Linked DNA regions of Homo sapiens: all the other regions are linked to region 2. The links are chromatin loops, found by intact Hi-C in ENCODE. Cell type or tissue: IMR-90. All regions are shown on one strand.

What was found. Hi-C counts contacts between places; a loop is a spot of excess contacts. Peaks named below come from ENCODE experiments on the same cell type or tissue, not always from the same donor. Only the 100,000 strongest peaks of a DNase experiment are listed, where the experiment ranks them.
Region 1: it touches region 2 in a loop (5-fold over the local background); 1 of 110 quality-filtered maps calls a loop at or near these places.
Region 3: it touches region 2 in a loop (6-fold over the local background); 1 of 110 quality-filtered maps calls a loop at or near these places.

The regions. Positions count from the first base shown.
Region 1 is chr21:17,041,058-17,049,057 of GRCh38, reverse strand. No RefSeq gene overlaps it. Among named protein-coding and RNA genes, the nearest start is that of LINC01549, 390 kb to the left of the region's middle. In IMR-90, a CTCF peak has its summit at 3,639 (motif pointing right); no DNase peak of the experiment used is centred here.
Region 2 is chr21:16,519,628-16,527,627 of GRCh38, reverse strand. The region is part of intron 6 of MIR99AHG (mir-99a-let-7c cluster host gene); the gene reads right to left. Among named protein-coding and RNA genes, the nearest start is that of MIR99A, 15 kb to the left of the region's middle. In IMR-90, no CTCF peak of the experiment used is centred here; a DNase peak (open chromatin) is centred at 4,897.
Region 3 is chr21:17,267,379-17,275,378 of GRCh38, reverse strand. It overlaps LOC107985511 (a long non-coding RNA gene), which reads right to left. Exons shown (of 4, transcript XR_001754975.1): 4 at 4,218-5,087. Among named protein-coding and RNA genes, the nearest start is that of LINC01549, 170 kb to the left of the region's middle. In IMR-90, a CTCF peak has its summit at 4,948; no DNase peak of the experiment used is centred here.

The DNA of each region.
Region 1 (8,000 bases), 520 kb before region 2:
GGGAAACAATTGGTAGATTGGTAAGGTGACAAGGAAAAAGAAAGGATGAAGGGAGAGAGGTAAGGAACAATCTGCATAGCACAGAGAAGACCTGAAGGAAGAGAGAAAAGTTAAGATGTATGGCATAAGTGGGAGAAAAAAGTGATTTAAACTCTTTCACAATCTTGACATCTCTACATCCCAGAAGATTTAGAATAGAAAAGCAACCGTGGGAACTTCTGAGTTAAGCAATTTCTTTCCTGAAAGAATTTACCAATCTTGCAAATCAGAAGATCAGGATTGTTTGAAATCATCATTATTATTATTTTTGGCAATGTGGGATCCTACTACGAGTTGTTTATGTTTTATAAATACTATTTCCAATCTGACAGGTTTTGACTACTTCTATTTAGTCAAAACTACATTGTTAAAACATTGTGAACCTCTATAAGGGATTCGAAATAAAATTATTTGTCATTTCAATGAGGATTTTAGTACTGGTTGTGCATTATTAAATATGCAACGTTAACATCTGAATTTAAACTTCTGAATTAAGACTAATGCTTTGTTTCAAAGCAATGTAATAATGCAACATTCATACTCTCCTGGCTGGAAATTGGTAAAATATTAATACACTTAGTAAATTTTACCTTTGAAAAGCCATTCCTTTTACTATGGCTTAGATATGGTTTGTTTGTTCCTTCCAAATCTCTTTTTGAAATTTGATCCCCAATGGGATACAATTTGGAGGTGGGGCCTAATGGGAGGTGTTTGTATCATACAGCCAGATCCCTTATGAATAGATTAATGTGTTCCCACAGGGCTAAGTGAGTTCTTTCTCTATTAGTTCTCTTGCGAATTGGTTGATAGAAAGAACCAGCACCTCCTTCCTTCTCTTCTTTCCTCCCTTGTCACATGATCTTTACACCCTTCACCTTCCATTATGACTAGAAGCAGCTCGAGGCCCCCACCAGATGCTGTGGCCCAGTACTTAACCTTCCAGCCATCCAGAATTGCGAGCCAAATAAACTTTTCATCTTTATAAATTACCCAGCCTCAAGTATTCCTTTATAGCAACAAAAAATGGAATAAGATGCCTTTCTTTACAGCATTGCTAATTCGATGGGAACAAAAAATTGGGTAAGAAAAAGTTTTAAATACTAAGACAATTTTCATCAAAAGCCACAAAGCACTTTAAAAGTACCCACTGCACTAAGAACACCCATTATACTAATTAGAGATTATTTAAATTTATTTTTCAAATAGTTATGTAAGGGTCTTACTGGGTCCTCTGTTAGCCCAATTGAATTAGTGAATATATAAAAATAGGCAATATTTGCTACCCTTTGAGTAGGTCATTGTGGCAAGTACTGTTAGTTGCTTATCCAATATATACTTTCCTCTTCTTATGTGAACAAATCCTGGATTTTATATGATGCAACAATATCTTCAGGTGTATATTCTCTTTTCCAGCTTCCTTTGCAGCTAGGTTTGACCATGTGACATTTATAGTTCTAATGGTTTGAATGGTTATATGTAACCAATAAAATCAAAGTGAATGTTTCCTAGGGATTCTGGGAAAGCTTTATCTTTCTTGATGAAAGGACAGAGTGTCTAGTACTGCTTTTCACATTTCTTCTACATTATAATATTGATGCAATATCTGAAGTTGTAGCATGAACTGGAGCTTGCAACCATGCAGTAACAAACATGAAGATGAAAGTCAGCACTGTTATAATGGTGGAGTGAGAGAATGGAAAGATATGAGGTCCTGATGGCATCTCAGAACAGTCAAACTAATGCTAGAAAATGCCAATCTTTTGACTTCTCGTTTTTTGAGAAAAAATAATTCTGTTTGGCCGGGTGCAGTGGCTTACAATGTAATCCCAGCATTTTGGGAGGCTGAGGTGGGTGGATCATGAGGTCAGGAGATGGAGACCATCCTGGCTAACACGGTGAAACCCTGTCTCTACTAAAAATACAAAAAATTAGCCGGGTATGGTGGCGGGTGCCTGTAGTCCCAGCTACTTGGGAGGCTGAGGCAGGAGAATGGCGTGAACCCAGGAGGTGGAGCTTGCAGTGAGCCGAGATCTCGCCACTGCACTCCAGCCTGGGCGACAGAGGGAGACTCTTCTCAAGAAAAAACAAAAAAACAAAAAAAAAAAAAGAAAAAGAAAAATTAATTCTGTTTGTTAAAATCACTCTTAGGCATTTTGTCACTTGTAGTCAAAATCCACCCATAAGTGGAAAAATAACGAAAAATGAGGAAAGAAAAGGCAAAACAGTAAAAGAAAAGATAGAAAAGATATGACTGTGAGACAGAAAAGTAGCAGGAGGTTCTCTTGAAAGAAAAATAAAGGGTAAATTTAAAAAGAAATTTAATAGTCAACTTGAAAATGAATACAATTTTTATTCTTAACCATCTGCATTCATCTGTGTGCCATAATTTATTCAAATGTTTTTAAATGCCTGTGAAATAACAGTTAACACTGTTTTATAAAGATGTGGTCATTTAATTTTGGGAAGAAGGTGGTGAAGCTTGGAGGAGTAAACACAATCTGAATTAGTGAATGTGAATTTCCACGGGATAGGTCTGTTCACTCTGTGGACATTCTCTTCTGGGTTTTCTGAGACAAAACACATTTTTTTTCCAACTTGTCAAAGTGGATTGTAAGCATAAAAAGAAAAATAATTAAATTGTATTTATTTGTTGATGGACATTAGTTTTTATGCTTACAACATTTATAATTTTTTTAAATGGCAAGATACATATTCATGTTTGAAAAGGCATGAACATCATCAATCTTGTCAATTTCTTTCAGAAAAAATAAATTTTCTTCTAATACTTTCTTCCCCATACATCCCTCTCCTTCACCACCCAGAGAAACGTACTCTGAAAACTCTTTCACTTGATCATAGCCAAAAAGGCTAAGTAATTGAAAACTCTTGCAATGAATATATATATAATATTAATTTATTGCCAAAACACAGATATTTATCTTTTTAAATGTACTCATCCTCTCACTACTCAGAGGAATTCACTATTAATATTTTACTTACAGTTCTTTCAATTGTGTATCTATTTGACTGTTCTCATCCTCACCAAATTGTATCCTACAGATATGTCATAGGGTTTATTATAACTTTGAATCGTGATTATGTGCTTAGAGAAGTATATTTCCACAGACTAAGTGGCGTTTTTTTGGGAAACATTGTATTGAAGAGCCCATCACACCCCAGCAAATAAGTAGAAGGGAGAGGGAGATATATAGGGATGAATGTTAAATGCAGAAGCCATGAATAATTGAAAGTTGCTGATAGTAAACAAGGTTAGAAGTCACTAATCTAGAATAGGGCTTGCAAACTGATAGCTTTTTGGCCACATCTGGCCTGCAGATGTTTTTAGTTTGGTTCACAGAACGTTATATTTAAAAATGGAGTTAGGGGCCAACATTGATAAATGGATAGATTTCAATACAAAACCTGAACTGACATTTTGGAGAATCCAGAAGAATTGGCAAATCAAGGACCACAGTCCTACTTGGAAAATATTGGCTGGAGCCAGCAGTGGATACTCAGTGACATGGGTTATGTGTTCTCTGGTCTCTTCACTGCTTCACATCCAATCTGGGTTTGAATTTACAAACACTAGAGGGCAGTCTAAATGGTGATTTCTTCATAATTTATTAATGATTGTTTTTTGAAAGCATACCTCTCACTGAACCCACAACTACATAGGACAGAGCAGGGATCACAGTTTTTCTTCTTTTTGATCTTCTTGACTTGTTGACTTATATTACAGATTCTCTTAATTACTTGATGATTGGCTATAATCTTTGATAGATAGAAAATTTTAGTTTAAAATATTTTAGCATAGAATGTGGTAAATTGAAAATGTATTTTAAAATATCATATTTCCTAAAGAATAACGTAACAGCAGTAGTAAGTTACAGCTTCCATCAAGTTTTCATATGCATTAATTGAACCACTGAGAGGCCATTGGTTTGATTTCAGAAATGAAAAATGAAACGATTTTCATTTAAACAAAAACTCCAGTGTTTTATATTCAACCTGCCAGAAGAACAGGTCTTTCTTTCACACTAGTCCTATATGGATGGTAGGGGTAAAGAGGAAGACAGAAGTGCTATTAAATTCGTAATTTGTAAGCAATATAGCAGTGGTGACCTTTGTATCAAATGCTACATCTAGTTCTTTTGAGATGAAGATCATATTCCTGAGTAAATAAAACTATTCATCAGAATGAACTATAGAGTTTAAGTACTGCTTTATAACATCCAAACAAAGGAGGAATACAGGATATAAGACAAAGAATGCCCTATGGAGCCTTAGAAATTAAAAAACAATCTCATAGGAATAACGGTTTTTAAAATCCACATATGGATAATGATTTGGAATAGTTGGAAACTTTCTCATGTCTTATGGCCCTCTCGGTACCTTCTAAAGTTTCATGCCCTCATAGTGGAGAAAGAGAGAACTAAGGGCAAAAGGGATTTCCTTTGCATTCAAATCACCCATTTTAAATGCATACAATATGTTTTCCATTTCCCATTTTGTGAAATCTGCTTTTTTCAGCTGTCTTTTTCTTTTAAGGAGAAAACTAAAGGGGCTCTCTTTGGGACCACTGACCTTGACTTATCAGTTATCTAGGTTTCTGCTGAGTACCATTTGTTTCTCACTCATACCAGATAAAGCATTAGAGTTTAATGGGGACAGGAAGATACGGGTTGAGGGGGGGCAGGAGATAAGAGAGCTCGCAAGAGCCATTTTTAGGTGGTAGAATGGAGCTGGATGTTATGTCTTCTTGGGACAACATGTCACTCAGAAATGACACGTTGCTTCCTTCTTACGTGCTAACAGAGGTTTGAATCTAAAGGCCAGGCCTTCAGGAATTCGTTGATTTATCCAAGGCACTTTGCCAAATGTAATGGCTTTCACCCAATCAACCTTAGCAGGTCTGTATTCCTCAAGCACAAGTTATTGTAAAGAAGCAAAACAGACAATGCAGCCTAACAGTCAAGGATTTTAAACAAAATACCTAAAAATATTTGTTAAAATATAGTGGGGAATTTATTATTTTCAAATTAGTTTTATATAGATATATATCTTAGAGGAAAATATCATAAGCAAGATTTCAAGAAATACACTTTGTAGGTATGGATTGATTTCTTTATGCTTTTTCCAGCATTTTAAGTTAATATTAATTTCCTCTCCACAAAGTTTATTTCCAAAGCTAAATGATTACAGTTTTAAGTCACCCTCAACTTTTGTTGTTTAGAAGACTTTAGCTTCATACAATCAGGCATCTTCACCAACATATGGACAACCGAAAGCAAGCTGAGTACTTTTTCAAGCAAAAACATAACGAGGAAAGAGGTCACAATTAGTCTCTCAGCCCACACCATTTTAATAAGCCAGCTACACCGTTTGGATATTTAAGCGATACATTTGTTATTCAGTTAGCTTTATGAGACAGACAAGACTTTAACTTCTTCATCAGTAAACCCTAGCTATGTCTATCCTCCTGCCCTGTGGTAAGATTCCAAACGTCAACAATAATTGTTTCTTAAAAAAATCAGGACAAAATCAGGACATAAAATCATCAGATGAGATCATAGATGTAGTCTCTCATTCCAGCTTCACTGATAGTTATGAGATACCAGTTGGAATAGAGGAGAGGTTGAGGAGTGGGGAACAGGAGAGAGAGAGAGAGAGAGAGAGAGAGATTTACTGGAAGGGAATTGATAATCAAGTCCACCACTAGGGTTTGAAGTCCTCCAGGTAAATATTTTTGGGAGGCACCTGTCTAGATAATGATTTGGAATGGTTGACAACTTTCTTATGTCTTATGGCCCTCTCTGTGGAGGGCCATAAGTTTCATGCCCTCATAGTGGAGAAAGAGAGAACTAAGGGCAATTTGATTACAAATTTATTAAAAAATGTATGGTTCCACATGAAGAATAGTGATTTGTTAATGATGATTTAAAATAGAAGTAGGGAAGGGTACTTATTTTTTAAAAATATTGTTCCTTCAGTGCACATGAAGTTTTGTTACAGGGTTGAGGCACTAACTCTTTAGCTTCAGGTCTAGGATCCATCTCTTCCTGTTCTTCATTGTCAAATGCATCATTCTTGAATAACCTCATTTCTTCCTCCATGAGGAAAAGAAAGCAATGCTGATGTAGAGAGGACAGAGATCAGTCTGTTCTGAAGAACTTAAAGACTTAATTAACCTGACCTCAAATACATACCGTTATTGTCATGAATTAATCAAAAAGAAATTTTAAGCACTGTTGAAAGAGATTAACATTGACCAAGGTTTATGTCCGTTCATCAGCCCTTTAACATTAGAGCTTTATTATCAAGACTACTTTTCTTAAGTCCATGCAAACCAGGCCCCTTCCCTGGTCTGAGATTAACAAAGTTTTATGCCTTTGTGTGTCATTTTCACATTTTCTAAGCCCTTCTCCCATATCTGAGAATTCAGTGCATTTTATGTGAAGCATCTGAGTCTGAACTGAGCCCCAGTTCTCTTCCGGGGGGACACTTTTCAATATTCTACTCAGTGGGTGAGGTTGACCAGATGTCACAAGGAGCTCTGAGCTCTGTTCCTATGGAGTTGTCCCTGATCCCCATTCCAGGTCCTAGTTCCAGGAGCCCAGACTGGCAAGAAGATCATGCTCACTGGCCAGAGTGATGGGTTTTTTGTTGGTGGTGGTGGTGGTCTATTTGTTTGCATGGTTGCATAAGACTGGACAGCTGTGTTAGTGTTTACACACTGAATTTGAGTGACCCTCATGCACATTGTGGACTGCAGGAAGACTTTAAGGCTGTGGGCCGCCCATGCTCATTACCACCCCTTAGGCTTAAGCAACAGTGTGGGCTAACACAATGGCTCACGAACATATCTGTTCCGACAATAGTGCGGTCTCCAGTCTCTCGCACTCATACACAGAGGTAACAAGCAGGCATCATTTACTCTGTGCAGACCGACCACTGACATTCACAGCGGTTACCCCAATCCTTCTGAGCCTCCATGCTGCATGTCAGGTAATCCTCCAGAAATGGCCTCAGCTCCTGTCTCCTTCTACGTCCTCTGAGGACTTTAAGACTATTTTCTCCTTAACACTAATGCTTCACTGATGTCATACTCTCCTGGGTTGGTCTTAACACATGGTTGACAACGGACAGATATTCTTTGTACAAAATGAGGTCATTCTTATCACCCCACATAGAGACTTGTCTATCCTTTCTGCTTTTGGCAATATGTAGAAGTGAGCGGGTGAAAATATGTTGATATGTGACTGCAATATTGAATTCCAAATGGCAAATATAACATGACCAGAAAGCAAATTACCATTTAGTTTCTTGCATCCTCTGGGTAAGACTTGCACTTATGGTCATCATCAACAAAGCATAGTAGAACTTTTGAGAGAGACAATGAGTGCGGATATTTATCGGCAGCATGATGGATGATATAGCACCATGAGTAATGATATAATCAGCAGTAAGTAAGTAGTTTAAGCATGTTCTTACTTATCAGTGGGAGCTAAACATTGAGTACACATGGACACAGAGAAGGGAACAACAAACAACGGAGCCTACTTCAGGGTAAAGTGTAGGAGGGGGGTGAGGACCAAAAAACTACCTATCAGGCACTACGTCTATTAGCTAGGTAGTGAAATAATCTGTGCACCAAACCTCCGTGACATACAATTTGCCTATATAAAAAACCTGCACATGTACCCCTAAACCCTAAAATAAAAGTTAAAGACAAATAATAAAAAATAAAAGTAACGTAAAGATATTGCTTCAGTACAAACAGGTTCCAAAGAACAGTAACATCATGAGTAATAATAGCATTAACAGTTAATGTGTTAAAGGGATTAGCAAGCTCTGTCCCCTCTACATCAAGTGACCACAGCTACTGCTACTCAGTGAAGATTTCTCACCAGTATTGAAACATAACAAGGGACAAAAGTCCTCCCAGAAGCTGATATCTC
Region 2 (8,000 bases):
ATTAGCAAATAAAATTCATCAATATATAAAAAAGAATTATATTAGGTGAGTACATGGTTGGAATTTGCCATTTGTATTGAAATACATTCTTGGCCGGGCTTGGTGGCTCACGCCTGTAATCCCAGTACTTTGGCTGGCCGAGGTGGGCAGATCACGAGGTCTGGAGATCGAGACCATCCTGGCCAACATGGTGAAACCCCGTCTCTACTAAAAAAAAAAAAATACAAAAAATTAGCTGGGCGTGGTGGTGGGCACCTGTAGTCCCAGCTACTTGGGAGGCTGAGGCAGGAGAATGGCGTGAACCTAGGAGGCGGAGTTTGCAGTGAGCCGAGATCGCGCCACCGCACTCCACCCTGGGCGACAGAGCAAGACTCTGTCTCAAAAAAAAAGAAAAAAAAAAAAAAGAAATACATTCTTAAATAAATGTGGTTATGTTATACATCATTTTAATGGGCATTTCTCACTTTATGTTTTTTACTAATGACTTATTACTTGCTGTTTATTTTACATTTATTTTAGACTATGGAAATAACATTAATCAACAAGCAAATTCAAGCAATTTTCTTATTTGAGTTCAAAATGGGTAATACATCAACGACAACAATACATTTGGCCCAGGAACTGCTAATAAGCCTACAGTACAGTCATGTTCAAGAAGTTTTGCACAGGAGACAAGAGCCTTGAAGATGAGGAGCATATTGGCTGGCCATTGGGAGTTAACAATGACCAATTGAGAAGCTGATCCTCTTACAACTATATGAGAAGTTGCCAAAGAACTCGACGTCGACCATTCTATGGTCTTTTGGCATTTGAAGCAAATTGGAAAGGTGAAAATCTCGATAAGTGGGTGTCTCATGAGCTGAGTGAAAATCAAAGAAATCGTCGTTTTGGAGTGTCATCTTCACTTATTTTACACAACATCAATGAGCCATTTCTTGATCAGATTGTGACGTGTGACGAAAAGTGGATTTTATACAACAACCTGTGATGACCAGCTCAGGGTTGGACTGAGAAGAAGCTCCAAAGCAATTCCCCAAGCCAAACTTGCACCCAAAATAGGTCATGGTCACTGTTTGGTGGTCTGCTGCCGGTCTGATCCACTACAGCTTTCTGATTCCTGGTGAAACCATTATAGCTGAGAAGTTTGCTCAGCAAATCGATAGGATGCACTGAAAACTGTAATCCCTGCAGCTGGCATTAGTCAACAGAAAGGGCCGAGTTATTCTCCACAATAATGCCTGACTGCATGTTGCACAACCAACGCTTCAAAAGTTGAACTAATTGGGCTATGAAGTTTTGCCTTATCCACCATATTCACCTGACCTCTCACCAACCGACTACCACTTCTTCAAGCATCTTGACAACTTTTTGCAGGGAAAACGCTTCCACAACCAGCAGGATGCAGAAAGTGCTTTCCAAAAGTTCCTCGAATCTCAAAGCACGGATTTTTATGCTACAGGAGTAAACAAACTTATTTCTTGTTGGCAAAATTGTGTTGATTGTAATGGTTCTTACTTTGATTAATACAGATGTGTTTGAGCCTAGTTTTAATGATTCAAAATTCATGGTCCAAAATGGCAAGCACTTTTGCACCAACCTAGTACACAGTGACCTGGTGAGGTATATTCTAGGGATGCAAAGCCAGTTTAATATTCAAATATCAATCAGTACAATTCACCACATCAACAGGCTAAAAAAGAAACATCACATAATAATATCAATCAAAGCAAAAATTAAAAAAAAGCGCTTGACAAAATTCAGCACCCATTCATGACTAAAAATTCTCAGACCACTAGGAACACAGGTGAACTTTCTCAACTCGATAAAGATCTTTTACAAAAAAAATCCTATAATTAACATTATACTTAATGGTAAAAAACTAAATGCTTTCTCCCTAAGATCAGCAATAAGCCAAGAAGATAAAAACACAATATTATCTAGAATTGCTAAAAAAATGAACTGGTTAGGTGTAGATAAAAGAACATGTACAGGACTTGTGTGATGAAAACTGCAAAATGCTGATAAGAAACCTAAGAGATCTGGAGAGAGATATTGTTATGTTCATGGATTGCAAGTCTCAACAAAGATGTTAGTTCTCTCCAAATTGATATACACGTTTAATTCAATTCTGACCAAAACCCCAGCAAGATTTATTATAGATATAGATAAAAGTATTCCAAATGTATTTGGAAATGTAATGGAACTAGAATAACTGAAACAATTTTGGGAAAAAATATATAGCAGCAGGAATTAGTCTATTTGATGTAAAGACTGATTTTTAACTAGTATAATATACTAACATTAGACCTAATAATATATGTAAAATAAATTAGTAATAATAAAAATAGTAGTAGGTTACTGTGTGACTCTAATCAAGACTGTGTGGCAGTATTGGCAGAGAGACAGACACACCAATCAACGGAATAGAACAGGGAACCTAGAACGAGGCTCGTATATACATGCCCAAGAAACAACTGATTTTTGACAAAGATACAAAACCATTTTTTTTTTTTTTGATACGGAGTCTTGCTCTGTCACCCAGGCTGGAGTGCAATGGCACGATCTTGGTTCACTGCAACCTCCACTTCCCAAGTTCAAGCTATTCTCCTGCCTCAGCCTCCCGAGTAGCTGAGATTACAGGCGTGTGCCACCATGCCTGGCTAACTTTTTGTATTTTTAGTAGAGACGGGGTTTTGCCATGTTGGCCTGGCTGGTCTCGAACTCCTGGCCTCAAATGATCCACCCGCCTCGGCCTCCCAAAGTACTGGGATTACAGCCATGACTGACCCAAAACCAATTCAATAGAAAAAAGATAGTCATTTCAGCAAATGGTGTCACAGCAATTGGACAGCCACAGGAGAGACAGAGAGAGAGAGAGGAAGAGAGAGAGACAAATAAAGAGAGGAGGGGAGTGAAGGGGAAGAGAGGGAGAATTTTGATCTACATAACACATCTTACATACAAATTAACTCAAAATGGATCACAGGCCTAAATGTAAAACATTGAACTATAAAACTTTTAGAAAATAACAAAACAAGATCTTTAGGACCTGGAACTAGGCAAAGAGTTACTGGAATTCATAACAAAATCACTATACATAAAGAAAAATTGGTAAGTTGATTCATCAAAATTAAACACTTTTGCTCCATAAAATACTCTGAAGGAAACCAGAGATGTCACCCCAAAATGTGCCTCTGTGACACAAATATTGTTGAGCTAAAGGCAATCACGAAACAGCCAACAAAGGAAGAGCTCTGTCTATCCTCACCCTTTTCCATGTAAGGAGAAGGTATAAATCCTTTCTGGAAACAACTCTTATCAGCTGAGAGATGGCACCAGAGGAATCTACAAACAAATCTTACTCCATTAGTTTTTTTCTATATATTTAACTTCCCACAGCTTCCTGCCTCTGGAAGCCTAAAACTGCTTTTCTTTGTCATGTCATTTCTCTAAAATACATTGTTGTTTGTCGAAGATTCTATATAAACCAGATTTCTAAGCCACTCCCTTGTGTTACCTTTCATTGAAGTTTCTCCCGAGTGATAGGCACTGTGCATATTAATAAACTTGATTGTTTTTCTCTTGTTTGTCTTTTGCTACTGAAGTCTGTTTGAACTATGAATTTATGAGCGTCGAGGAGAAATTACACTTCCTACCCAACAATTCCATTAAGAGAATGAAAAGACAAGCCACAGATTGGAAGAATATCTTTTCAAACCATCTATCTGAAAAAGGACCAGTATCTAGAAAACATAAAGACTTCTCACAACTCAACAGTCAAAAAATCAAACAGTCTAAATGGCAAATGGGCAAAACATATAAGACACATTCTACCCAAGAGGCTATATGGATGACAAACAAGCACATTAGGGAAATGCAAATTAAAACCACAATGAGATATCACCACATACCTGTTAGAAGGTCTAACATAAACAAACAAAACAGTAGTGGCAACACCAAATGTAGGTGAGTATATTGGATCATTCATATATTACTAACAAAAGCGTAAAATGATACAGCCACTCTGGGGATTGTTTGCCAAATTATTTTAAAAATGAAACAAACACTTAACATATGGTCCAGCAATTTGACTCATGGGAATGTATTCCCCCAAAATAAAAATTTCTATTTACATGAAAAATCTATACATGAAGCTTTATTCACAATAGCCCCAAACTGGAAACCACCTTGATGTATTTCAGCTGATGAGTGGTTAAAATGTAGTATATTCATACCCTGGAATACTACTCAATAAGAAGCAAACTATTGATAAACTCAGCAATGTGGTTGATTTCAAGAGAATTATGCTGAGTGAAAAAGGCCAATCCCCAAAGATCACATTCTGTGATTACATTTTCATACTCCTGAAATGTTAAAATTATAGAAATGGAAAACAGGTAAGTTGCTAAGGAGTGAAGGCAGAGATGGGATTGAGAGAGAAGCAGGTGTATCTATAGAAGGGCAACACAAGGGATTCTAATAGTAATGGAAACATTCTGTATCTTGTCTATATCAATGTTAACATCTGGGCTATAATATTGTTTTCAGTTGTACTGTTTTGTACAACTGTTTCGTTGTTTTCCAATTGTACTACAGTTTTCAAGATTTTAGCACTGGAGAAACTGGATAAAGATTAACCTAACTCTGTTTTATTTCTTACAACTGCATAAGTCTACAGTTATCCCAAAATGAACAGTTAATTTTTTGTAAAATGACAGATACACGAAGGTAACTGCTCTTACTGGTTATTTGCTCCCACCTTGTGTTACTGTAAAGAAAAACTCTAATGAAAAAATCTGAAGGTACTCCTTGGTTTATTTGAACTTGAAATTCCAGAGCTGATACTCAATAAACAGTGATGTAATCAGCTGGGAAAATTAACTTAGGGGAATGTTCTAAATCTGGAGACAGCAAACTTCTCTATGAAGGGCTAGATAATACATGTTTTACATGCTGCATGTCATATGATCTCTGTCGCAACTGCTTAATTCTGCTGTTACAGCATAAAAACAGTCATAGAAAATACATAAATGAAAGTGTGATGGTGTTCCAATAAAACTTTATTTATGGACAACAACATTTTATCAATTTTCACATCATAAAATATGACTTTCTAAACATTTTTCTAACACGTATCATTGTAAAAACCATTCTTAATGTGTAGATTGTACAAAAACAGACCTTGAATTTGGCCCATGGGTTGTAGTTTGCAGAAAGCTGAGATAAATTGACATTTTTTTGACTCTTCTATGGTCTCATGATTCAGTTTTGCTTACTTTTTCTTTTCTTCTTGAATATCTACATTTTCATAGCTGCTAACTGCTCCCATTTAGGAATTCCCCCTCAATGTTCTTCCATCTGTGTTTTTCTTTATCATGTTGTTAAAAGATAAAACAGAAGTTTTACTGTGAAAATGTAGAGCTTGGAAAAAAGTAGAAAATTGGATAAAGTTAGGTCTTTGAAATCACATTTGCTTCAATTTCTTCATAATTTTAGTAAAAAAATAATGTTTCCTTTTGACAAGACCGCTTTGATGATTCATGCCTTGAGAATCAATAGAGGAGAAAATTGCATGAGGCAAACTAGTTGAAAAATTCAGATTTATTTAGACCAAGAAGTTGGGAAAAAATAGATTAATAAAAAAGGCTATAAGAAGCAGGGCATAGTGGCTCACACCTGTAATCCCAGTACTTTGGGAGGCTGAGGCAGGTAGATCACTTGAGGTTGGGAGTTCGAGACCAGCCTGGCCTACATGGTGAAACCTCGTCTCTACTAAAAATACAAAAATTAGCTGAGCATGGTGATGGGCACCTGCAATTCCAGGTACTCAGGAGGCTGAGGCGGGAGACTCGCTTGAGCCCAGGAGGCGGAGGTTGAAGTGACCTGAGACGGTGCCACTGCACTCCAGCCTAGGCAACAGAAAAAAATAAAAAAGCCTATAAGAAACACTGTGGTATGGTGTGCTGTGGTTGTAGGTGGCACTTGACAGGGATGGATGGAGGGGCAGAGATGGCATGCAAAGCAGGAGGGTAAAGTAGTTGATGACAATAATAAGGATATTGAAATTAATTTGTCAGAAAGAAAGAAAACCATGTCGATCACAAAGAGAAATTTAAAAGCAAGGCCTAAATGCAGGTAATGATAGTAGGTAATAATGTATATTTTGAGGTAATAATGTATATATGCTGAGGATAATGGCTTCATCCATGCCCCTGCAAAGGACATGATCTCATTCCTTTTGATGGCTGCATAGTGGAATGATGAATTTTAAATAAACATAAGTTCTTAAAACACCAACCAAAAAGTGAAATGAGGTTTTATCATTACTGACATGAGTCAATATGTATTAACACACTTAAAAGTTATAGTTAAAACATTTTAGTTAATAAACACAAATAGGGCCAGGCGTGGTGGCTCACACCTGTAATCCCAGCACCTTGGGAGGCCGAGACAGGCGGATCACGAGGTCAGGAGATCGAGACCATCCTGGCTAACACGGTGAAACCCCGTCTCTACTAAAAATACAAAAAATTAGCTGGGCGTGGTGGCGGGCACCTGTAGTCCCAGCTACCTGGGAGGCTGAGGCAGGAGAATGGCGTGAACCCAGGAGGCGGAGCTTGCAGTGAGCGGAGATCATGCCACTGCACTTCAGCCTGGGCGACAGAGCAAGACTCCATCTCAAAAAACACACACACACACACACACACACACACACACACACACACAAATAGAAAAATAATAATAGTTTTAAGCACCTCTAAAGTACAGATATTGTGCCAAGCAATTTATGTGAATTGATTCGATTGATAACTCTAAAAATAGTTTCCCTAATCAACTTACACAAGTATGAAGTTCATAAAGTACGGTTATCTTTGCTAGTATAATGCTACCCATCACGCATTGGGGAAGAGTTCTGTGTTTAAGTGTGTGGTAAAACTGGTGTTTTAAGTGGTTTAGGGTTTTAACCCTTACTTTTGTAATAAATATAAAAATTGTACATTTAATTTTTAATTTTCCAAAACAGAGAAACTGAATAATATGTAATTTTTAATATAAGGGCTTTTTCTAAGTAATTTTGTATAATGCCTCTTCTGCTGCTTTTAGATATTTTGTCTTCTCAGATCTAGAGATTTGGCCTTCAGGTCTTCATTCAATCTTTGTCTGGCAGATTCAGTGGGGTTTTGACTGGTCTAAGAATTTGGGTTTCCACAGTCATCCCTCTGGGACCATATAAACCAGATTACAATGGCCTGAAATAAATTGATTTGAAATTTTTAAAAAAAATTAGCCAATAAATTTTAAATATATGTCATAAATCCTTTCTTTCTATGAAATTTTAAAGAGGTCCTAGTGCTGTATTGAGTTAAAAATGATAAATCACGTCAAGTTTAAAATGAATAAATTTGGGTAGTCAAAGATGTTGCAGACCAGTAAAACTATTAGTTGTTTTATTAATTGGACTTCGTTTAAGAAGACATTTACGGTAACCATTCACAATATTTCATTTTCTGGTTTACATGCCAAGTGAGGTTTGCATGTTAAGTATAGCAGTCTAGGAAGTCTGGCATCTTTCTTGACCACTTAGGAGTTATATTTTATGTATTAACTAATTTCAGATTTAAAGGAAAGGATGGGCTATAAGAACAACCATTTAGCAAATGAAAGGTTTTATTCAGACTTAAATAACAAAATCATAAATATTCAAGACATTTCTTTCTATTTAATGGGAGGCATCATCAGGGCTTTCTTGATTCAATATCAAATGTACATATGACATCATCAATTGCATCACCTCAAGTAAGTGGAAAAGCCTTTGGAAAGAAGTGAAGCTTGAGCCAGAGCTGCCCAGTGAAGAGCCAATCCCATATTTGAACCATTAATTGGGAGTACTGCTGGGTAGGGCATGACCCCCAGAACTGAAAATACCTGTTCATTATTCCCTTATTGCAACTGGATTATTTGATAAGTATGTTTCTCCACAGTCAAATGAATATGCTCAA
Region 3 (8,000 bases), 750 kb before region 2:
ATTGAGAGTTTTTAGCATGAAGCATTGTTGAATTTTGTCAAAGGCCTTTTCTGCATCTATTGAGATAATCATGTGGTTTTTGTCATTGGTTCCGTTTATCTGCTGGATCACATTTATTGATTTGCATGTGTTGAACCAGCCTTCCATTCCAGGGATGAAGCCCACTTGATCATGGTGGATAAGCTTCTTGATGTGCTGCTGGATTCGGTTTGCCAGTATTTTATTGAGGATTTTTGCATCAATGTTCATCAGGGATATTGGTCTAAAATTCTATTTTTTTATTGTGTCTCTGCCAGGCTTTGGTATCAGGATGATGCTGGCCTCATAAAATGAGTTAGGGAGGATTTCCTCTTTTTCTATTGATTGCAATAGTTTCAGAAGGAATGGTACTAGCTCCTTCTTGTGCCTCTGGTAGAATTCGGCTGTGAATCCATCTGGTCCTGGACTTTTTTTGGTTGATAAGCTATTAATTATTACCTCAATTTCAGAGCCTGTTATTGGTCTATTCAGAGATTCAACTTCTTCCTGGTTTAGTCTTGAGAGGGTGTATGTTTCCAGGAATTTATCCATTTCTTCCAGATTTTCTAGTTTATTTGCATAGAGGTGTTTATAGTGTTCTCTGATGGTAGTTTGTATTTCTGTGGGATTGGTGGTAAGATCCACTTTATCATTTTTTATTGCGTCTATTTGATTCTTCTCTCTTTTCTTCTTTATTAGTCGTGCTAGCAGTCTAGCAATTTTGTTGATCTTTCCGAAAAACCAGCTCCTGGATTCTTCGATTTTTTGAAGGGTTTTTGTGTCTCTATTTCCTTCAGTTCTGCTCTGATCTTAGTTATTTCTTGCCTTCTGCTAGCTTTTGAATGTGTTTGCTCTTGCTTCTCTAGTTCTTTTAATTGTGATGTTAGGGTGTCAATTTTAGATCTTTCCTGCTTTCTCTTGTGGGCATTTAGTGCTATAAATTTCTCTCTACACACTGCTTTGAATGTGTCCCAGAGATTCTGGTATGTTGTGTCTTTGTTCTTGTTGGTTTTGAAGAACATCTTTATTTCTGCCTTCATTTCGTTGTGTACCCAGTAGTGATTAAGGAGCAGGTTTTTCAGTTTCCATGTAGTTGAGCAGTTTTGAGTGAGTTTCTTAATCCTGAGTTCTAGTTTGATTGCATTGTGGTCTGAGAGGCAGTTTGTTATAATTTCTGTTCTTTTACATTTGCCGAGGAGTTCTTTACTTCCAACTATGTGGTCAATTTTGGAGGATAAGTGCAGTGTGGTGCTGAGAAGAATGTATATTCTGTTGATTTGGGGTGGAGAGTTCTGTACATGTCTATTAGGTCCGCTTGGTGCAGAGCTGAGTTCAATTCCTGGATATCCTTGTTAACTTTCTCTCTTGTTGATCTGTCTAATGTTGACAGTGGGGTGTTAAAGTCTCCCATTATTATTGTGTGGGAGTCTAAGCCTCTTTGTCGGTCTCTAAGGACTTGCTTTATGAATCTGGGTACTCCTGTATTGGGTGCATATATATTTAGGATAGTTAGCTCTTCTTGTTGAATTGATCCCTTTACCGTTATTTAATGGCCTTCTTTGTCTCTTTTGATCTTTGTTGGTTTGATGTCTGTTTTATCAGACTAGGATATGCAACCCCTGCATTTTTTGTTTTCCATTTGCCTGGTAGATCTTCCTCCATCCTTTTATTTTGAGCCTATGTGTGTCTCTGCACATGAGATGGGTTTCCTGAATACAGCACACTGATGGGTCTTGACTCTTTATCCAATTTGCCAGTCTGTGTCTTTCAACTGGGGCATTTAGCCCATTTACATTTAAAGTTAATATTGTTATATGTGAATTTGATCCTGTCATTATGATGTTAGCTGGTTATTTTGCTCATTGGTTGATGCAGTTTCTTCCTAGTCTTGATGGTCTTTAAAATTTGGCATGTTTTTGCAGTGGCTGGTACCGGTTGTTCCTTTCCATGTTTAGTGCTTCCTTCAGGAACTTTTCTTTTAGGGCAGGCCTGGTGGTGACAAAATCTCTCAGCATTTGCTTGTCTGTAAAGGATTTTATTTCCCTTTCACTTATGAAGCTTAGTTTGGCTGGACATGAAATTCCAGTGCTTCCTTCTAAAACTTTTCTTTTAGAGCAGGCCTGGTGGTGACAAAATCTCTCAGCATTTGCTTGTCTGTAAAGGATTTTATTTCTCCTTCACTTATGAAGCTTAGTTTGGCTGGATATGAAATTCTGGGTTGAAAATTCTTTAAGAATGTTGAATATTGGCCCCCACTCTCTTCTGGCTTGTAGAGTTTCTGCTGAGAGATAAGCTGTTAGTCTGATGGGCTTCCCTTTGTGGGTAACCCGACCTTTCTCTCTGGCTGCCCTTAACATTTTTTTCTTCATTTCAAATATGTTGAATCTGACAATTATGTGTCTTGGAGTTGCTCTTCTCAAGAAGTATCTTTGTGGTGTTCACCATATTTCCTGAATTTGAATGTTGGCCACGATGCTAGATTGGGGAAGTTCTCCTGGATAATATCCTGAAGAGTGTTTCCCAACTTGGTTCCATGCTCCCTGTCACTTTCAGGTACACCAATCAGACGTAGATTTGGTCTTTTCACATAGTCCCATATTTCTTGGAGGCTTTGTTCATTTCTTTTTATTCTTTGTTCTCTAAACTTCTCTTCTTGCTTCATTTCATTGATTTGATCTTCCATCACTGATACTCTTTCTTCCAGTTGATTGAATCGGCTACTGAGGCTTGTGCTTGTGTCTTGGTTTTCAGCTCCATCAGGTCCTTTAAGGACTTCTGTGCATTGGTGATTCTAGTTAGCCATTCATCTAATTTTTTTTCAAGGTTTTTAACTTCTTTGCCATGGGTTCAAACTTCCTCCTTTAGCTCAGAGTAGTTTGATCGTCTGAAGCCTTCTTCTCTCAACTCGTCAATGTCATTCTCCGTACAGCTTTGTTCCATTGCTGGTGAGGTGCTGCATTCCTTTGGAGGAGGAGAGGCACTCTGATTTTTAGAGTTTCCAGTTTTTCTACTCTGTTTTTTCCCCATCTTTGTGGTTTTATCTACCTTTGGTCTTTGATAATGGTGATGTACAGATGGGGTTTTGGTGTGGATGTTCTTTCTGTTTGTTAGTTTTCCTTCTAACAGTCATGACCCTCAGTTGCAGGTCTGTTGGAGTTTGCTGGAGGTACACTCCAGACCCTGTTTGCCTGGGTATCAGCAGCAGAGGGTGCAGAACAGTGGATATTGCTGAGCAGCAAATGTTGCTGCCTGATCGTTCCTCTGGCAGTTTTGTCTCAGAGGAGTACCTGGCCGTGTGAGGTGTCAGTCTGCCCCTACTGGGGGATGCCTCCCAGTTAGGCTACTTGGGGGTCAGGGACCCACTTGAGGAGGCAGTCTGTCCATTCTCAGATCTCCAGCTGTGTGCTGGGAGAACCACTACTCTCTTCAAAGCTGTCAGACAGGGACATTAAGGTCTGCAGAGGTTTCTGCTGCCTTTTGTTTGGCTATGCCCTGCCCCCAGAGGTGGAGTCTACAGAGGCAGGCAGGCCTGCTTGAGCTGCGGTGGGCTCCACCCAGTTCGAGCTTTCCAGCCACTTTGTTTACTTACTCAAGCCTCAGCAATGGTGGGCTCCCCTCCCCCAGCCTCACTGCCACCTTGCAGTTTGATCTCAGCCTGCTGTGCTAGCAATGAGTGAGGCTCCATGGGCATAGGACCCTCCAAGCCATGCGTGGGATATAATCTCCTGGTGTGCCATTTGCTAAGACCATTGGAAAGGTGCGGTATTAGGGTGGGAGTGACCTGATTTTCCAGGTGCCATCTGTCACCCCTTTCTTTGACTAGGAAAGGGAATTCTCTGACCCCTTGTGCTTCCCGGGTGAGGTGATGCCTTGCCCTGCTTTGGCTCACACTCAGTGCACTGCTTCCATTGTCCTGCACCCACTGTCTGACACTCCCCAGTGAGATGAACCCAGTACCTCAGTTGGAAATGCAGAAATCACCCATCTTCTGTGTCGCTCACACTGGGAGCTATAGACTGGAGCTATTCCTATTCAGCCATCTTGGCTCCACCCCTGTTGTCACTTTTTAGGGAAAGTATTTGCTGAGCTTCTTATTCTACCATTTTGGAAGTCCCCTTTTCAGAAATATTTAATTGTTGATAGGCATGATTTAGTTTCTACCTAGTTTTTGATCAAGCATCAAGCAGTTGAGATTCTTAGATAATCAAGTGCATTTTACTAATGACTCCATAAATATTATATTCTGATTTTTAGAAACATATCCATATTAGAAAATGTACATGAACAGGGCTAATTTTCTTCATGTATTGGAATGAATGTTTTGTATTTATTTTTGAATTCTTTTCCTATCCAAACTCTACAATTGAAGATAATGGAACAGGAGATAAAATTGAAAGCTTTTGAAATTGTCTAGATAGTAGACTGAATATTTGCGATGTATTTTCTACTCTCTTTTTCTTGATTACATTTTAGTAATATGAAATAAAAACGGTCAGCCATTAACAGCAGAACATATGCAACCTATTTAAACCAAAAGTCTTTCAAGCATCTCAGGAGCAGACCTGAGAAGCTTTTCTAAGTTAAATGTACAATAATCATCTAACAAGAATAATCTGACACTTTATATGTGACCATGATGGCAAATAAAATTGGATTGCTCCCAATTTGATAGCCCATGGAGGGTTGTACAATAATTTTATGCTAATTCTAAAAAACCTATGATTTCTACTTTTAGAAATTCATGATCAAATTTATCTTCTTATCTGTGTGGAGTTTAGGAAAGAAACACATCATGCTAAAGACAACAAAAGCCTGAACAAAGTCCCTCTATTTAGTCAAAATAGAATTTCACAAACAATGGAGTTTAAAATTCAAATGTCTTCAAAGCAGTTGTAATAATAATTGTTTCCACTAAGGTGTGCTAGATCTCCAAATATTATTCATGCTCTCCTTGTCTTACCACACTGCACTGAATTTCACCGTGTTCATTGCCTTCCCCAGGGCTGCCAAGCATTTACCACACAGGAGGTTTTTAAGCTGGAGCAACAATGTGCTGCACACAAATTCAGCTAAAACACAAAAGAAGACAAGAAATCATTTAAAAATGTTAAATGAAAAGAAAAAAATAGTTGCATTGTGAATTGGTGATTTTTATAAACAGACTCAGGTATTGACTTTGATTTTGCAGAAATAATTTGGTTTGTTTGAGAAATTCTAGAAGGTTAACCTAATAGGAGGAAGTTTTTCAGGCAATTTTTCTTCTAATAAAACTCTCTAATGTCCTATTATTATTTATAACTAGTGTTACGAATGTAAGTTATCTTTTGCTTTAATAGCGTATCAGTCTGACGCTATCATTTGTTCATGATGATTTAAATCCCTAGAGGTTCCTGAGATCATCTAGTGAAGTTTGAAAAACAACTAACACAAAAGAGCAGCTCTAAATAGTGTGTCAGGCAGAAGATGGCACAGATTTGGGAGTATAACAAAACCTTTTAGTCTGTAGAAAGAAAAATTAATTCTTATTATTTGCAATACTGAAGTTATTTTTTTAAACAAATCTTAAAGTTATCAACTAGAAATTTAGCTATCTTGGTAAAAGCCTTCTCTATAGCTGGTAATTTAATGATAGACTCTGAAAGATTTGCCAGGAGAATGTGCTAACTTTTCCCAGAAACAAAATCTGGGTTCTTCATAGGGATTTCTATGCACACATCCACCTTAGTTTGAAAGCATTTTTATATATGCAAATAACTTTTTTTGGTCATGTAATTTTACTTAGAATGTGAATGGGAGTTTCTTTTTTTTCTTGATTTTACTGTGATTTCAGTTAAAAAGACAACTTGCACTTTCTCACCTCTAAATGAATATGATTGCTTCAGCAGCTTGTCCACTTAAATAATTTGGTTTCATGATTTTGATTATATTCACTAATCATTGTAATCAATGGCCATCTTAATAGTAATTTTTAAAATGTCAGCACTAAATTTACATTAACCTTAAAGAAAAACCTCAAATATTTTAGTACTTAAATTGTTACCATAATTTATTTTTGTAAACAAAAAGCAGTTTATAGTCAGTTGAACAACTGGAAATCAGTTGATAAGTAACTAGATATAGATTGTTTTAAAAATAAAAAATTTTTTGGATCAAGCTGGAAAGTTTTTACCAAAATCAATATTTTTTCATATATATAGTTGTAGTTTCGTAGTTCATGTTATTATAAAATATTATCTTACTTAGACCAAATTTTATATTTAAAAAGTCTTTTTGGCTACGATACAACTCCTTTTGTTTTGATAAATTTTCAAAGTAATAGTAATGAAAATGCATAATCAAGTAAGTGAATTTTCATATACATGAAAAATTTCATTAGAGTATTGGAAAAATGACATGTTTTATAATTCTATTGCCTTTTCATGTGGTTATTAAATTAGTGAGTTGACAAATGTGAAATGACGTCTGTACTTTTACTGAGATATGTTGTTTAAGTAACAGTAGTGTGACTGGGAGACAATTTAGGACAGTAGAGTTTTTACACTCTTAACCGGGAAAATTTTTTCATTTGTGAGATCATTTGAGTTAATTTATTGTAACTACTGTATCCATAATTTTTGCCTGCTAAAGAATGGCGATTATTATTTCCTAAAACCTTAAATAAGGGCATAAGATTAATTAAACCCATTTTGTTGATCCAGAGGAAGAAGGAAGTATTTTGTATTTCAAAATATAAGTTTAGAGAGATTATTATTTGATGTTATGGAAATATAAAACAAATAGAAATTTTATACCCTGTGTTTAAACTTCAGATTTTTAAAAAGTACTTTCTAAAAACAAAGAGGAATGGATGTTGAATATCACACACAGCTAAAAGCTAATAAGAGAAAATTGTAATCATGCAGGAAGGTATTTAAACCCATTAATTACTTGTTAAAAGGATATAAATGAGAAAATAAAAATCTTCAGCATTTAGAACAGCAGCCATTCCTGCTGAATGGAAAGCACTGTGCAACTTGAAGGTAGATTGACTGGAAACTTTGGGAGGCAAGTAAATGGTGCCTGACTTGCGTTAAGACACAGCATTTCATCTGGTTTAGTTTTAGTTTAGGTTTAGGGCATTAATATGTATCTTTTCTAAAAACAAAGCATGTTTTGAATTTATTTAGAAATTCTACCCGGAATATTTATACCAATTAATACTCTATATTTAACACACACAAAAAATAAAAGGCCCCACTCCATTTCCTCTTTGACAATAAATGGAACTAAGAAGTCTTCCCTAGGAATGCTTTCCCAGAAATATTTAAAATAAATACAATTAAGATAAATTCCGTAGATAATTTTTTTGAGAAACGTGTGCATGTAATGTAGAAAATTTAAGTGTTATTATTTATTTGAGTAAATGGGGTAAGGTACAAGCCCTGTGTAAATTAGAAAACATTGCCCATCTACATCTGAAGAGGAATTTGGCTTGGTTCGATGCCAAGGGTCAAGTAGAGGCACAAATCTCACATGTTGGAGGTCCTGGGAGCCTGACCAGGAGGACTCAACGGAGGACAGATGGAAAAACTACAGACTGATCTTATTTCACAACTTTAGGAGGATCACTCTGAATTTATTTTTCTTTAAGTAGGAGAGAGCTACATTGTACATACGGAAGCTTAAGTTTGGAAAGAGGAAAGCTGAAAAGAGGAAACTTCCAAACTGTTTGTGGACAGGTGGGACAGGGTGGTGGTGAGGTGATGGTGGAGACCAAATCTTGGAAGACCCAGGTGATGCTGTATTATGTGCACAGTGTCATTCCCCTGAAAGCAAGTCAGCTTACAGAGATTCAGGACCAGAGAAAAGATAAATTATAGTAAGAGGTCAGGAAGGTAAAAAATACAGATCCAGGATTTTTTTAAAAAATTAAAAGTGGTCTACAAATTTGATTATATATTTCTTGGTAGTCAAAGAAAGTTATTTTCATCATCTATGGAGAG